Linked DNA regions of Mus musculus: region 2 is linked to region 1. Evidence: chromatin loops called from intact Hi-C (ENCODE). Cell type or tissue: heart. All regions are shown on one strand.

Evidence for each region. Hi-C counts contacts between places; a loop is a spot of excess contacts. Peaks named below come from ENCODE experiments on the same cell type or tissue, not always from the same donor. Only the 100,000 strongest peaks of a DNase experiment are listed, where the experiment ranks them.
Region 2: it touches region 1 in a loop (1.8-fold over the local background); 2 of 42 quality-filtered maps call a loop at or near these places.

What each region holds. Positions count from the first base shown.
Region 1 is chr4:141,871,745-141,879,744 of GRCm38, forward strand. Efhd2 (EF hand domain containing 2) reads right to left here and starts at 3,176. Exons shown (of 4, transcript NM_025994.3): 1 at 2,816-3,176. The coding sequence starts at 3,123. It overlaps Gm46874 (a long non-coding RNA gene), which reads right to left. Exons shown (of 3, transcript XR_001784482.1): 3 at 7,940-8,000. In heart, a CTCF peak has its summit at 3,261; DNase peaks (open chromatin) are centred at 497, 1,417, 2,567 and 3,227; H3K4me3 peaks cover 4,037 bases; H3K27ac peaks cover 5,276 bases.
Region 2 is chr4:142,074,289-142,082,288 of GRCm38, forward strand. The region is part of intron 1 of Tmem51 (transmembrane protein 51); the gene reads right to left. Among named protein-coding and RNA genes, the nearest start is that of Tmem51os1, 6.0 kb to the right of the region's middle. In heart, no CTCF peak of the experiment used is centred here; DNase peaks (open chromatin) are centred at 3,753, 5,533, 7,133 and 7,223; H3K4me3 peaks cover 587 bases; H3K27ac peaks cover 3,750 bases.

The DNA.
Region 1 (8,000 bases):
TCCACACTGAATGGATGGACCAGAAGACTTCGAAGCAGTTCTAGAGAGCATCAGTGCTCAAGACCCCTTAGAAACGAGGCTAGAACAGGCGTGTCTTTGAGGATCATCACACACAGCCTGTTCCTCTTGCACTGGGGCAGACTGAGGTCCAGGGCCGACAAGGACCTGAGGTGGGATTCCCGATGAGGTGGGAAGCCCGGCCTCCTAGCTCTGGGCTGCCAAGGAAGAGCCAGCTCCGCTTTCCAGGGCCACCGGCTCCACTTCCTCCCTGCACTCGCTCTCAACAGAGCCCTGGCTGAGATCCTGGGACCTGCTGGGCCCCAGGAGGCAGCAGCCACTTGCACAGTGGAAGCAGATTGTGTATTCTGTGCTCTGAGAAGCCTTCTGGGGCTGTGTCCAGCCGGACTCGGCTGGGCTGGGCTCATGGGGCACAGTGAGGCCTTGTTTCCCTGAATACAACATCAGCAGCTTTGCGCCCCAGCCAGGGACCCTGGCGAGTGGCACTTCCTTCTCTTGAGGTCCAGCTTTCTGGCCCCTTCCTACCCTGTCACCCCTCCCAGCACCCCAGCGTGCAGCACTAGTGCCAAGAGGTAGCTCTGAGGAGGCCAGCACCCTCTAAGCACCTCTCAACTAAACTGCTTCCCCCCAAAACAGCCTGGGTAAAACAGTACAGCACAGCTTCCAGACCATTCTCCCCACGGGTTCCCCGCAAATCAAAGTGGTCTCTCCCGAGCTTGCTCTTTGGGGGTATCTGGGTTCCCTAAAACAGCGCCATGGTATGGGGGATAAGAATACTGCCGAAAGATAAGAGAAGGAGGAAATGTAAAATGGGCTGGTGGTGGATGGTGGAGGGGGGAGGTCAGTCTCACATACACACACACAGAACACACACACAAAGAGGTGTTGGGATGTGTTTCGAGACACTGACACAGGTATCTGTGAGAGACAGTTCAGAAGGGAAGGCCATGGCTTTTGAAGCTACCGGTCCGAGTTCGAATCCTGATCCTATCATTTGGTAGCTGTAAAGTCCTGAGTCACGGGACTGTTGGGAGGCCCCAGCCCTATCTCTGCAGAGATCTATGACACCTAAGTAACTCTCTGGAATCCACAGGGTGGATCAACCTGGAAGTCACCGTTGCCCTAAGGTTCAAAAGCAAGGAGTGTGGATTCCTGCCGTTCTAGCCTGGTCAGTCAGTGGAGACTGAAGTCAGAGGGTATCCTCTTGCCCTGGAACCTCCATGTAGAAGTTTGGGGGGTGCATTATAGCGGCATCAGGAAGCTTCTAGTCACCCATAGCTGGGACCTAACGTCCTCTTTCCCTATGAGGACTGGCTGTGGGTGTGGAAGGAAGTGGGACATGGGAAAATCCTCTCTGGACCCTGGTTGGAGGGAACGCCCCCTTTCCGGGCTTCCTGATGGGTGTCTGGGCACTGTCCGTGGGGTGTGGCTGGGGCTCTCAATCTGCTGGCTGTCTTCTGCTTTGGGATTCCCTGCGTACCCCACCCCAAGCTCAGCTTCTGTGGTTTGGTCCCCTCTGGGATCCGCTCCAGCCTGGTGCCTGGAGGACCATTTCCTTTCCAGGAACATAGGTGGCTTACTAGGAAGACGGGAGGCCGGTCCTTTGGAGGGGCACTTGCATCTTCTCTACCCCTATGGGTACTCTTCCCCCATCTCCATATTGCTGGATTTTGTGGGGGTGTGGAATGGCTGAGCCCACAGGTCTTGGGGACATCCTAATCTGGTAAGGGTACAGCTTAGAATCATAGAAAGTAGAAGGCAGGGGTTGGAGACCCTAGGCAGGGCACATAGAGAGAGAATGGGCTCCAGGGATTGTCTGGGAAGGGAGGAACTGTCACTGGGGAAGAGGGCTGCCTTCTGATAAAGGGCAGGGGAGTCACCACTGCACAACCACGGAGTGAAGGGGTTCGAGGTGGGGGGGCGGGGTAATGGGGGAGAAGGGAGGGAGGGGAGGAAGGTGGACTCACAGTGTATGAAGAGGGGCTAAGTCCCAGGGGACTCTGTCCTGATGATAGGGGAGTTACATGTTTGTAGACTGGGGGACAGGGACAGAGGAGCCCTTCCCTAGCAAGACCGCACAGTGTTAAGGAAATGGAACCTGGTCAACAGGGTGGGCGGGAATGGAAAGGCCTGAAGAGTTTTCACCCACAGTAAGTAAACATAGTATAGCTGAGGGTGTGTGTGTGTGTGTGTGTGTGTGTGTGTGTGTGTTGGGGGGAGGGGGTTGTGGACCCAACCTAGTAGGAGAGAGTCCATAACTAAGCAGAAGAAATTAAAGGACCCAGTAAAAGGCACAAGTCTGGCATGGGTGCCGGGGGGAATGTCCCCTTAAGAGGCAGTAGGGTTGCCTTATTGCGGTGGGGGTAGGGAGTCCAGTAGTTAGGACGGAGCGGAAGGGAAGCCACCGGCCCTTTCTCCCTTTCTCGATATGTTTGGGTGTAGGGTGGTGGGTGCAGTAACATTAACAGTGGGAAGGAGGTCGGTACCCTGTGTGGTGGTAGTGACTCGCTGGGGACCTGCGATTATCTGGAAGGAACCTCAGGGAGCCCCCAATCCGCGTGGGCTATTCCGAGGGCAGTATCACCAGGAGGAGGGGTCACATGTCAGGAACGGGAGCTCCCCAGATCCACTTGCGTGCTGGGGTGGTGGGTCTGGAAGCCTCGTGGCTCTTTAGAAAAGCAGCAGAGTTCCCCACCCTGGTGAGACGGGGTTCTGGGGGAATCTAATTGGGGATACGGGAGGTTAGGGCCCGAGGCCGGGTCTAGGGTGGTGGGGAACCGGGTGCAGGGGCACTTACTGCTTGAACATCTTCTCCATGTCTTTGATCTGCTTCCTGGAGAACTCCTTGAACTCGGTGTAGGGGTTGAAGACGCGGCGGCTGGGCGACTGTGGCTCGCCGATGCCCTGGTTGAGGTCCGCGCGCCGCAGCAGCTTGGCGCTCAGCTCGTCGTCCGCGCTGCCCAACGCCTGGGCAGTCTCGTCGGGAGCCTCGGCCGCCGCCGCCGCCGCCGCCCCGTTGAGCCCCGGCTGCTCCGTCGCCTCGCCGCCTTCGCCCTCCATCTGCAGCCTCCGGCTCAGCTTGCTGGCCAACTCGTCCGTGGCCATGGTGGCCCGCGCAGCGCTGCCTCGGCCGGGCCCCTGCTCTGCGCCGCGCTCCCGGCCGCGCTCTTCCTCTTCCTGACACTCCCCGCCGCCAGGCGCCGCCCTGAAGGTGGGACTTAGGGGACCGCCCGCCCCCGGGCTGGCTCCCGCCGCCTTTGCCGCGTGCCGGGTCCTTCTCTATCCCCGGAGGGGGGTAGGGGGGTCAAGTGCATTCCGCTCCCCAGCTCCTCATCATCGTTCCCCTCCCTCCCCCACAGTGAAAAACCATCAACTTCTCTCTGATGACCTCTGGGTGACGCTGAGTCCCAGGAGCCCTCTGGAAGGAACCTGGGAAGGGGGTGTCCCAACCCTTCGGGAGGGAAGAGGGTCCGCTCGCAGGAGGTGGCTGTGTGTTCAGGGACTGGAGAGGGGCGCGGCTCTCAACCCGTTCTCTGAAAGGGGTTTGTGTCTCTGACACCCTGTCGGTTGCCATGGAGACCACTGGTAGTGAACCGCTGGGCGTTCTTGATAAGGTGGCAGGAATCTGAAGAAGGTGGACCCTAGCACTGGAGCCCAGTTGAGACTGTCTCCAGGGCTATCATGACTGGCGTCATTCAAAAGTGGGGTAGCTGCTATGAGGGAGATGGCACCCTACCAGTTCTCAAGGTCCCCAAAGAACTGGGAAAGGGGAAGGGGGTCGTCCTGTTACACGATGATTCAGCACAATAGCTGCCTGATCCGGCGGATGCCTGGGACTCTCCACCTCAGAGGGATTTCAGAGAGATCTCCATGTTGCCTCTTTGATGGGGATCCCAGAGGGGTGACCTCCTCCCCAAAGCGTCAGGAATGGGGGGAGCTGGAAAGGAGGAGCTCAGAGAGAATTTGTCTCTGTCATCTAGTCTGTCACTTCAAGAACAGCAAAGCTGGTCTGAAGAGAAGGCTCAGTTATTAAGAGTGGTTATTGCTCTTGTGGAGGACTGACATCCTAGCATCCGTGTAGGGTCCGGGTAGAGAGGGGCAAGTCACGAAAGGCCTGTAACTCCAGCACCAGGGATCCTAGACCCTCTTCTGGCCTGCTTATGCATCTGCACTCATGAGCATATATACCCCTCCCCCACACACACAGACTTAAAACTAAAGTAAATCTCTGGCCAGTCTCTGAGTTCAGTCAGCCTGGTCTACATCCAGGATAGCCAGGGCTCTATAGTAAGACTCCCTCCTTGATAGATGATAGATAATAGATAGACAGATAACAAACTCTGTTTGTTTGTTTGTTTTTCTTTTGGGGGTTTTGTTTTTTGAGACAGGGTTTCTCTGTGTAGCCCTGGCTGTCCTGGAACTCACTCTGTAGACCAGGCTGACCTCGAACTCAAGAAATCCGCCAGCTTCTGCCTCCCAAGTGCTGGGATTAAAGGCGTGCACTGTCCGGCGGTAACAAACTCTTAAACCTTCAAAGCTATGGTGTTCTGGCATCAACTGCAAGGTCACTAGCCATAATGCTGATTTCCAGGCTCTACCTAGACTGACAGACCTGTCCTTTGTCACTGGGATCCAAAAAGCTGCTTTTCACAAGCACCTGGGGGAAGCCTTGCTCTTTGGAGTCAAGAGTCTCCGACACAGATGCATCACTAAGATAACAGGGCAATGCTGGGTACCCAGATACTGCCCACTCCCAGAGGCAGGGTACAGAAGACCTGGAAAGCACAAGCTAAAAAGTGACACTGTGAAAACAGAGGGGACCAGAGAAGCTGCTGGCTGCCACAGGATGATGCTTAGAGGAAGACACCTGATCAGTAACTGTTGATGTGTTCACAAACATTGTTGAAGGAAAAGGTATTTGAAAGAGTATAATGGATGCAGAAGAAATCTGTAGTTATACCTTGCTCAGCCTTTCAGAAGCATGGTTTCACAGAAGACCCCAGGTCCCCTGAGTAAGACAATGACTCCTGTGTGTTTCAGAAGCATTTATCAGCTGCCTCAGCCAGTTGTCATTGCATGTGTAGAGCTGGTGTTAGCATCAAACCCTGCTATAAAATGTCCCCGTAGAAAATCATGTTGGGTATAATACGCTTTCTTAACTTATACACACTAAAGGAAGTTTTTGAAAAAATCTGTAATATTTGGACAAACAAACCATATTGTGTTGCTTTAATGTTCTAAATTAAACTTTTAATAAAGATTACCAGAGTAAACAAAAAAAGAAAAAGAAAAAGAAAAATGTAACTTTTTGTAAGGTTGCTAAGTCTGATAAAGATGCTAACTAAGTTTAGAGAGTTTTGATTTCTTAAAGACCAAGGGAGTTACAAGTAGTTGGTGTTGGGTAGTTCAGTCTAGCTGCTTTAAAAGAAACACAGTTTACATATTTAATAGAGACCAAGGATAGGGGAGGGGCACACAGAGATTTCAACATTTAAATTACATCTGCACTTGCCTAGGTTTGTCTAGACTGTCTTCATAAAGTGCATAGGTGACTTTCAAAACTCTGGTGAGCCTTGGAGTCATAAACATATGACTTTATTTTAGATAGATGTCGGTAGCCCAGGCTAGCCTCATCCTCCTTGTGTAGGTGAGGGTGATGTATTTATTTTAGACAGATGTCAGTAGCTCAGGCTAGCCTCCCCTTCCCTGTGTAGCTGAAGATGACCTATTTCTGATATTTTAGCTTTCTAAATGCTGGGAGAACAAGATCTGCACCCTTAGATGCTGTTTATATGATGCTAGAGATTGAGCTCAGGGCTTTGCGCCTGCTAGCCCAATGCTTTACTGTCTGATCCATATCACCAGACTCATTTCTTGGTTTGTTTTTGAGATAGTCTCCCTTTTCAGTCCAAGGATTTGAACTTGCCATGTGGTCCAGGTAGACCTCAAACTGGAGATTCTCCTGCTTCAGCTTCTCCGGGGCTGTGATCACAGGTATCTGCTGCACTCTGGGCATTAAGTTATGGCATCTAATAGTGCTGCGGGACTCAAAGTGCCTTCACTATGAGCAGTTTTGCATCTATTTTTTGACTTCTCTGTGATGAGAGCAACTGATGGGTCTGCTGTCTTGAGAAGTAATCCATATGAGATGAATCTGGGGTTCAAGTTTGAATTCTTTAAAGAGAGTTTGTGTGTTAAGCTCTAGTTAACATCCTACTTAGCTTGCATGGGTAAAATCTTGGGGCTGGACACCTTATACAAGGTAACGGGATTTCTCCCATTTCTCCCGTATCTGTGACATCATGGGAAAGCGATCATCACAGGAGCCTTGCTGCTTCAGCTCAGGACACACTTCTGGGTGAGCAACTCCCTAATTCATTAAAAATCATTTATTAATTTTATTATTTATTATTTATTATTATTATTATTATTATTATTATTATTTTGGGGCATGTGTTAGTGATGGTCAGAGGACAATTGTTAACGGTTGGTTCTTTCCTTTCGTGGTACCTAGGGACGGCACTTAGCTAAGCACTTTTACCTGCTAAACTCTCTCAACAGGTTTTGGGGGTTTTTGTTTTTGTTTTGTTTTGTTTGTTTTCTTTTGTTTTGTTTTGAGACAGAAGTCTCACTCTGTAACCCAGGTTGATCAAGATCTCACTAGATAGCTCAGGCTAGCCTGTAACTGTTAGTAATCCTCCAGTTTCAGCCCACTGAGTATTGAGATTAATGCATGGAGCATTATATTCAGGTTGGAAAGCTCTGTAAACAACTCTTGGGTTCTCTCTCTCTCTCTCTCTCTCTCTCTCTCTCTCTCTCTCTCTGTGTGTGTGTGTGTGTGTGTGTGTGTGGTATGTATGCACATACATATGAATGCCAGAGGTCGTTGGCTGTCATTTCTCAGTCACTGTTCACCTTGTGTTTTGAGATAGAATTTCTCACTAGCCTGGAAGTTGTGGAGTAGACTCTTTATAAATGTGATAGGGGTTGGACTCAGGTCCTTACACTTGCATGGCAAACACATTACCGGCTGACCTATCTCCCGGCCCTAGGTGAACTTCCTCATATTTCAGAGGCTCTGTGACAGGTGCGGCAGGTCCTTACTGCCCCACCCATCTCAGAGGCAGTGGGCTGTGGTCCTGCTGGAGGGCTGGTTGCTAAAACCAGCACCGGAGCTGCAAGTTGGAGACTATGTTTCATTCGATTTTTTTCCCTTCCTTCTTGGGAGTCCTTGGATTTCAGGGAAACGTTGTTTCTCTTTTAGACACTAAAGCAATGGCGAGGGTACGAAAAGCAAAGGCGATTGATAGGCTCTGACTGGAGACAGACTGGAGATAGAACTTCCAGGAAACACCAGTTGGCTCTTCATTAGGAGAGTCGCTTTATAATGACCATGAGTTCTGTGTAGTGAGCACGGAGTCTGGCAGCAGGGAAGATCTATTCTGGTGGCACATTCTAGCATTTGGTCATGAGGGAAGAATGATCTTCAGGAAAAAAAAAATCACCCCCTCAGCAAAGGATTTCTATGGAGGCTGAGCGAGTGAGAGCCAACTCTGACGCTCTTGCAAGTGGGGAGGGAGCTAAGCAGACTTAGTCATCACTGATAGGGCTCTTTTCTGACTCCCACATTTACTTGTATAACTGTCTCCTAGGGAGGGATGAAGTCTTATTAAGAAAACAACAGCACTTTGAAAAAGAGAAGGGATGTGCTGGGAGATGGCTCAGTGGGTAAGAACAGTTTCTATGCAAGCATGAGGTCCTGAGTTCGAATCACAAGCATCCAAACTTTATATATATATTTATAGGAAGATGTGGCAGCACACGCTTTTAATCTCAGCACTTGAGGGGCAGAGGTAGGCGAATTTCTGAGTTCAAGGCCAGCCTGATCTACATAGTGAGTTCTAGGACAGCCAGGGCTACATACAGAAACCCTGTGTCAAAAATAGTCCCTAGCACTGTGGTTGGTAGAGGCAGGAGAATTA
Region 2 (8,000 bases), 200 kb after region 1:
AGACAGAGAGACACAGAGGGAGGAAGGGAGAGGGAGGAAGAGGAAAGGGGAGAGGGAGGGGGAGGGGGAGGGGGAGAGATAGTTTGGACAATCTGGGCAGAAAAGCAGAGAAAATAGGAAGTGAAAACTCATCAGACTTCCCTGACCAGGGTGAGCAGGAAGAAGGAAGTAGAACGCAGCTTCTTGGGACCAAGGCCTGGGAGTCAAGTCCAGGGTTGAGCAGTGGTCCATCATTAGTTGGGAGGATGGAGGGCAGAGGGTCTCTGAAGAGGCCAGTTCTGAGAACCAGGACGGCTGCCTGGGCCTGTCTGCAGGCTGCAAGAACGCCCTGAAGATGCTAGCCCAGCTCTGTCTGCGGGGCTTGCTGACTAATTTCAACCGTTTGCTCCCTAGTTCACGGGCCCCTCCCTGCTCCCCAGGAAGACAGGAACTGCCTCTCCTGTGTGCCCTGTGCCCCAAAACCAAGAGCCTCGCCTGATCTGTCAGAAAACTCGAGGAATGCAGAGCCATGTTCCCAAAATGATTCCGTCCCTCAATTTTTTTTTTATTGTGAAAAATTCTACTGCACAAATTTGTTCTTTGTGATATAAGCTCTATTATCCTACCAAGTTTTAGGAAATATTATTGACCTGTGGGAGGTCAGAGGACACCAGTGTGGCTTCCTCCTTTTCATGGGTTCTGGCAACAGAATTCGGGGGATGGGGGTGGGGTAGGACTACTAGGTAAGCTCATTACCCACTAAGCCATCTCAGCAGCCTCCTTACCAAGTTTTAAGCATGCCGTTTGCTGGCATTAAGGAAACTCATGTCATAGGCCAACCATCAGGGACAGGCAGCACACGGATCCATTCAGTTCTTCACACTGTAAAAACCGAACCCCTCCCCAGCACAGGGCAGCTCACTGTCCCCCTCCCTTTGTCCCTGGAAACCAGCAATGCACTCCCCTTCTGCCATGAGGATCTCAATTTAGGTCCTTGAGTATGCATGACAGGCTGAGAACCAACCCCCTCCCCGGCCTGTCTTTTCACAGGCTTTTGTCTCTTAGCACAAAGTCCTCAGGTAGCGGGTCACATTCCGTCTGTTTGTCTGCCAGTGAACACCCCTTCCACGTTCTATCTCTCACAGATAACAGTGAACACAAATGTCTCTTCTGAGCTCAACTCTTTTGGGAGTATATCCCAAAATGGAGCCCTGGATTGCATCTCAGCTCTATTTTAATTTGTGGGAGGGGAGTGCCACCACTAAAATAAGTTGCAGAAGGAAATTCCGTAGGTTTTTTCCAGCCCACCCTCCCAGCTCTATGGGCCCTTGGGAACTTAACTCTACTACTTCCGGAACTTGTTGCTACATCCACCAGGTTGCTTGCCTGTCACCTGAACTTCGTTCCCCTTCCCAGTTCAGCTCAGACCCCACTTCCTTAGGAGTTCTTTCCCTCAGGCTGGGGAATCTAGCACGGGTAGGTATCATGCTTGCCTAGCGAGCGTGAGGTCCTGGGGTTCAATTCCCAGCCTAGCCTCAAACAGGTGTGTGGTGGGAGATCTCAGCACTTGGCTGGTGGATGCGGAGTTCAAGGTCATTATCAACCATATGGTTCTAGGCTAGCCTGTGCCACATGAGATGCTGTCTCTAAAATAAAATAAAGCTCTTTCCTGCACTCTTGAGTTTGAGTTAACCCCTGCTCCCTCCCGGTCCCGGGTCCCCAGATCAGATTCCAACTTAGAGGTACTTTCCCCACTGTCGCCCTCGGGACCATAGGCTGCGTCCCTGGGAGCTGGGGCTGCCTCTCTGTAGATAGCAGACTCAGTCACTAAGGACTGAAACCATGCATTTGTTTGTCAATTTGTTTATGCAAATATTCTTACGTATGCTTAGGCGTGGAACCCAGACAACCACTTGCACTGCTGAACTGCAGAGGCAGTTCCAACCCATGACTCCCAACCGCAAACAGCAGTTCACGGGGCGACCTGAAGACTCTTCGGATTGCTCTTCTAGGGAGAGGTTGAGAGCTTTTTAAAAATAATGTTCCCAGGGCTACCCAGAGAAACCCTGTCTCAAAACAAGACAAAAGAAAACAAAACAAAACAAAACAACAAACAAACAAATCAGGCTCCTTCCACCGAATAGCAACAGTCTAGGTCCACACCCTACTCAAGCCAGACAGTGGGGGCAGGGAAAACACATGGGAAGAGGGTGAGTCGGTTCTCAGCCCCTCTCCAGACCTAAGGTGAAGAAGAAGAAGCTAGCCAAAATGTGAGATTCCACTGAGAGTATATACACCTGTAGCTTAGTCGCTTAGCATATGCAAGGTCCAGCCAGGGTTTAGTCCCAGCAGTTACTCCAAGTGTCCAGCAGAGAACACACCAGACCCTTCTGGAGATTTTCAGAACTGGGTATTACATGAGACCATGATTGCAAAGGCACTGGCCCACCATGGGAAGTTTGAGTTCTGGTTCTACCAACATATGTTGGGAGAAGTCAGGCTGATGATCCTGGTCGCATGAGCGCACGCGCGCGCACACACACACACACACACACACACACACACACACACACACACACACGAGAGAGAGAGAGAGAGAGAGAGAGAGAGAGAGAGAGAGAGAGAGAGAGAGAGAGACAGAGAGAGACAGAGACAGAGACAGAGAGACAAAGAGAGAGAGACAGACAGGCAGACAGGCAGACAGACAGACAGACAGGGACTGGGATATAGTTCACTGGAGGAGAGCTTACCCAGCATGCACAAGCTCTGTGTTTGAACCCCAGCACCACCTACACTGGGTGTGGAGGGTATGTCTGTAAACCCAGCACAGCAGGTGGCTCAGGAGTTCAAGGTCGAGATGGGGAACTTGGCAAGTATGAGGCCAGCCTGGGAGTAGGTGTGAGACCTTGTCTCAAAAAACAAAAAACAAAACAAGAATATTTAAAGGAAGAGGAGGAGGAAGCAGAGATGAAGCAGGAAGTAGGTTATTATGCCTGGGTGCTAGATAAGTGCTGCCTTTGAACCAAGTGTGCTTTTAGAAACAGATTTATTTTTAATTGACTTGTATGCGAGTGCCTGCGTGTATGTGTGTGCCGTGTGTGCAGGTACCCAAGAATGCCAGAAGAGGACATCTGATCCTCCACTCGAAGTGGAGTTACAGGCTGTTATGAACTGCCATGTGGGTTCTGGAGACCAAACCAAACCCAGGTCCTGTGCAAGAGCAGCCAGTGCCCTTAATCACCTTAAACTGTCTCTTCAGCCCTGATGAAACGATAACTTTGTGTCAGCATTACAAGCAGGGCTGCTGACAGATAGCAGCGGGGGTTTCCTAAAGAGTGTTCCTAGTGCATGCACAGTGTGGCCTTCAGCCAAGACAGTCTGTGCTGCAGACGTGGGTTCCAGGCCAGCTCCCTACCTCACACTGACTGCCTAGCCTCCTTTGGAACACCATCACTGTCCCCATTTGGGAACACTCATCAAAGTAAGATTTGGCGCCTACCCACTCCTGCCTCTCTGTTTCTTCTAAGAAGAACTGAGGCGGCTGCGTGAAGAGCGGTTCTGCACTTTGTAATACATTTTACTTTTTAAGGTCTCCGAATTCTTTTAAAGGGACCTTCGGGAGCCAGTGTATATTGGGAACATTTGCAAGCGGTTCCTCCTTCCTGTTGGCCCTGCCTCCCACCCCTGAGCTCTGTCCTTGCAAAGCCTGAGCTGCTTTCTGGGAACTGTCCAAGGAATCCTGAGTTCCCAGGATCGCAGCATAAAAAAAACAAAAACAAAAAAAACCGCAGCAGCCCGGAGCAGGACTGCCCAAAGCTCTCACTGCAGAGACCGACATGTGCTGCTTGGCTCAGACCACAAGTCACTCACAGACGTCCCCTGGGCCCGAGAGATGGCTCAGCGGGCAAAGGTAGGTGGGGTGAAACCAAACCACACGACGTGCCACTTGGTGACACATTTTACTTTAAAGGTCTCTGAATTCTTTAAAAGGGAACTGCCAAACCCAGGGAGTGTACGCTGTCAAGCCAGGCTTTGCATTTCATGAGAGAACCTCCTGAAAAGTTGTCCTCTGATTTCTGCAGCCATACCTTGGAATGAGTGTACCCCTTCCCCTCTCTTACACACACACACACACACACACACACACACAAATAATAATAATAACAATGTGATTTTTAAATTGATTAAAATATGCTGGGAGTGGTGGCCCATGCCTTTAATCCTAGGACTAGAGAGGCAGGAGGATCTCTGTGAGTTTGAGGTCAACCTGGTCTACATAGAGCTCCAGGTAAGCCAGGGCTACATAGTGAAAACATGTTTCAAAATACTACTACTACTACTACTACTACTACTACTACTACTACTATAATAAAATTTAATGAAAAGTACTTTTCCTGGGCCAGTGAATTGACTCAGAAGGTAAAGGTGTTTGCCACCACGCTCACTGACCTAAGTTTGATCCTTGGGCCGCACATGGCGGAAGGAGAGAGCTAACGTTGACCTCTATAAACTAGACATGGCAACTACACACCTACCCCACAACTCCTCCAAGACAGACAAAAAATAAATAAAAAAAATTTTTTTTAAATTGTGCATATAGATTTCCAGTCTTCCCTCTCATTCACTTTTTATAAAGACAGGGCAAGAACATTTAACTGACCGTCAAACCCACTGATCAGATGCTATATAAACCGGTGGCACATGCGTGCCATCTCAGAACTGGAGAGGTGGGGGCGGGAGGGTCAGGAGTTCAAGGCCATCTTTGTCTATATAGCTAATGAAAGCCAGCCTGGGATACGAGGCACCCCAGTCTCAAAAAATAAAATAAACCCGAACAAATAAAAGATGCCCACAGTGGACAAGTGTTAGCCTGGAAGACACCTATCGTCTGGTCAGGACTTCCAATGTACTACAAATGTCCCTTCCCAGAAGTCTGATCCCCACAGGAGGATCTCCCTTGCCCAGGAAGCAAGTTCTCGAACATTTTATTTGGTCTTTGATTCTTTAAAACATCTTTTAAAAATCTTTAAAGTGTGTGTGCCCATGTAAGTGTTATGTGCCCATTAGTGTGTATGTGTGTGTGTGTGTACCAGTGCACATGTGCAGAGGCCAGAAGAGGGTCCATGTGTCATCCTTTAGCACTTTCTACCTTATTCTTTTAGGCAAGGTCTCTCTCTGAACCTTGGTGTTTTTTGTTTTTTGGGTTTTGTTCTTGTTTTTTTTGTTGTTGTTGTTTTTTTGTTTTTTGTTTTTTTGTTTTTCTCATCTAGACTGGAAGCCAGTAAACCCTACAGATCTGGGTTACCAGCAAAGGAGAGATGCCTAGCCTGTTACATGAAAGTAGGAATCTGATGCCATGATTGTATAGCAAGTGCTTTTAGCCACTGAGGCATCTCTTCAGCCTCTACTTTCGCCCCCTGCTCCTGAGAAGAAGGGCTGAAATGAACAAGCCCAAATCAGGCACCCCAGGGATGCCTAGTCTGGCGAAGCCATGGTACCAGGGGTGGTACCACTGGTTGGCTTAAAATGAACACAGCTAAAATTAGACTCTTCCTCTGTGTGACCTTGGGCTCCCAGCAGCCCCATCCAAATGCCAGCTTCCTCTTTCTAAAGACCTCATGAGGATCAGATGTCTCCTCGACACACACGGAAACGTGGACCACGAAGCCCCATGCACCTTGAATTGTGTTAGAGTCAAGGAAGTGTCCTGACTGAACTGACCCTAAAAGGCAGACTCCTGAATTGCTGATCGCCACCATTTAGAAGGTCATGAGTCTAGCATGTCGGAGCGTGTAGGGGAAAACTTGTCCCTTCAGGATGCAAAACCAGACGTAGCACTGCAGAGTAAGTTCAGCCAGCTTTACAGCCAGTGTTGCTGGGTCTATGACACAGTCCCTTCCTGTCCTTACAAGGCATGTGTGTGTTTGACATCTGGAGCAGCAGCGGTTTCCTTAGTCTGCAGATGCAGAGACACCTGTATGGCTCAGTGGATGAGGGGAGTGTCAGACATGTCACCAGCAGCCCCCTTCCAGATGACAATGAGCAGACAGGATCTGACAATGGTAAACCCGAGCAAGGGGCCCCAGCTCCAGCCCCACATAAGCTGGGTGTGGTGTTGGATATCGATAGCCCTTATACTCAGGAGGTGAGGCAGGAGGACCAGAAGCCACCCTCAGCTACATACAGAGTTCAAAGTCAGCTTGGGCTCCGTGAGATTGTCACACAGCAGACAAACAAACAGGAGGGTTCTGAGAAACATCCAAGACAGCCTGGTGAGATGGCTCCGCAGGTAAAGATGTTTGCTGCCAAGGCTGACGACCTGAGTTCCCATCCCCCCCAGAAATCAAGGAAGAAGAGACAACTGACTGCCAAAGGTTTTCCTCTGGCCTCTATACACATGCCTTGGCGTGCACGCACCTACACATACACACCAGTAGTAAATAAAATATAACAATAAATCATCTAAGACAGAACTGGGAAAACCAAGGCCTGGACCTGGCTTTAATCTCAGGCATGCTCTTCCCTCTCCTCAGGCCTCAGTTTCCCTATTGGTAAGATTAGGAGATTGGACTTCTGAAGCTAAGGTCCCCCTGCTGCTGGTTCCAACATCCTAGGTCCTAAAGTGACCGGCATGCAAATGTGAGGGCAGCTGAGCCTGTAAATCTAGGCCAGGGGAGAAAGGAGCCAGAGGGAAGGAACAGCTGAACGGCGGCAGGCAGGCAGAGTGCCAGGGCCAAGCTGCCATTCTGAGATGGGGCTGGGGCTTGAGAGAATCAACCCAAGGTGTGGTGGCTGCAACAGCTTAGCACAGACCCACCTGTGAGATTTCTGGCCCCTGTCTTGGACCATCTGGAAATGGTCGGGGCAGCCTGGCCTGTGGCAGGGAAGGAAAACCAAACAAGAGCTCCCAGGAGAGGAGGCCTGGCGCCAAGGGCTGGAGGAGGGGATGCGCGCGCGCGGGGGCGGGGGGGTGGGGGGGAGAATACACTGTCAGGCCATGCTAGGCTGCGCCACCTGTCCAGGCTGGGAGGAAGCAGGAGTAGATGGAACGTCCAGAAAGACCCAGAAACTATGGAATCATCCAAGCTGTCCCCCATGTGACCACCAGGCCCCACCCCCAGGATCGCATGAAGGACCCCAGAAGGGAGATGCGCACCTATCTGCTGCAGGTCTCTGGTCTTTCTGAGTTACATGAGCGGGTCCCATGGATGTGGTGTACGGACAGCTAGACGCTCCCCTCCACCTGCCACACTCCAGGATCCTCCTGTTGCCTCCAGGCAATGAGAGACTTCACACACACACACACACACACACACACACACACACACACACACACACACACACACACACACACGGAGGGTGTTTCCGAGGCTGCTAAGTGCAGGATGTATCCCTGAGTGCCAGGGCATTGACCATAAAAGTGAAAGGAAGCAGCCAGCCAGATGCAGATTCCTCACGCCCCGTGGAGAGACGGAAGCTCCTGGAACTTTCCCAGGGCCGCTGACTCCCTAGAATCCGCCCTGGGATCTCTTTTTGATCTGCAACTGCAACAAGAGACGGGAGAGGTTCCCTGCCAGCCTCACTCAGAACAGGGAAGGGCAAAAATGCAGAAGTATGCTGGTGTACATCAGGGGCCCCACCCCAAAAAACCCGAAAGGCCACACTGCTCCTGGAGGACATCAGCAGGAGTGGCCTCTTCTGTTCTCACTGTGGCCAGAGAAGGCCCGGAACCTGTGACGTCAGGAACCCAAGCAACCGCTGGAGGGTCCGGGGCTCTGACAATATCCTGGGAACTCATGGGCTCTCTGGTAGGAAAGAGAGCAGCCATTTGGGCCTCCTACAGAGTCCAGGGATCATGCCCTCGATCATCAGTCACATGTGAAGGTCACAAGTTGATCCTTGCCTCCTGTATGGTCTCCTACACAGTGCCCCTCAGTGTCTCTACTGTCCAGAGCCAGATTTCCTGCTCCTGGCTGTCTTTTTGAATAAAAGTTTAAGACTGTCTCATTGCTGTTGTTGTG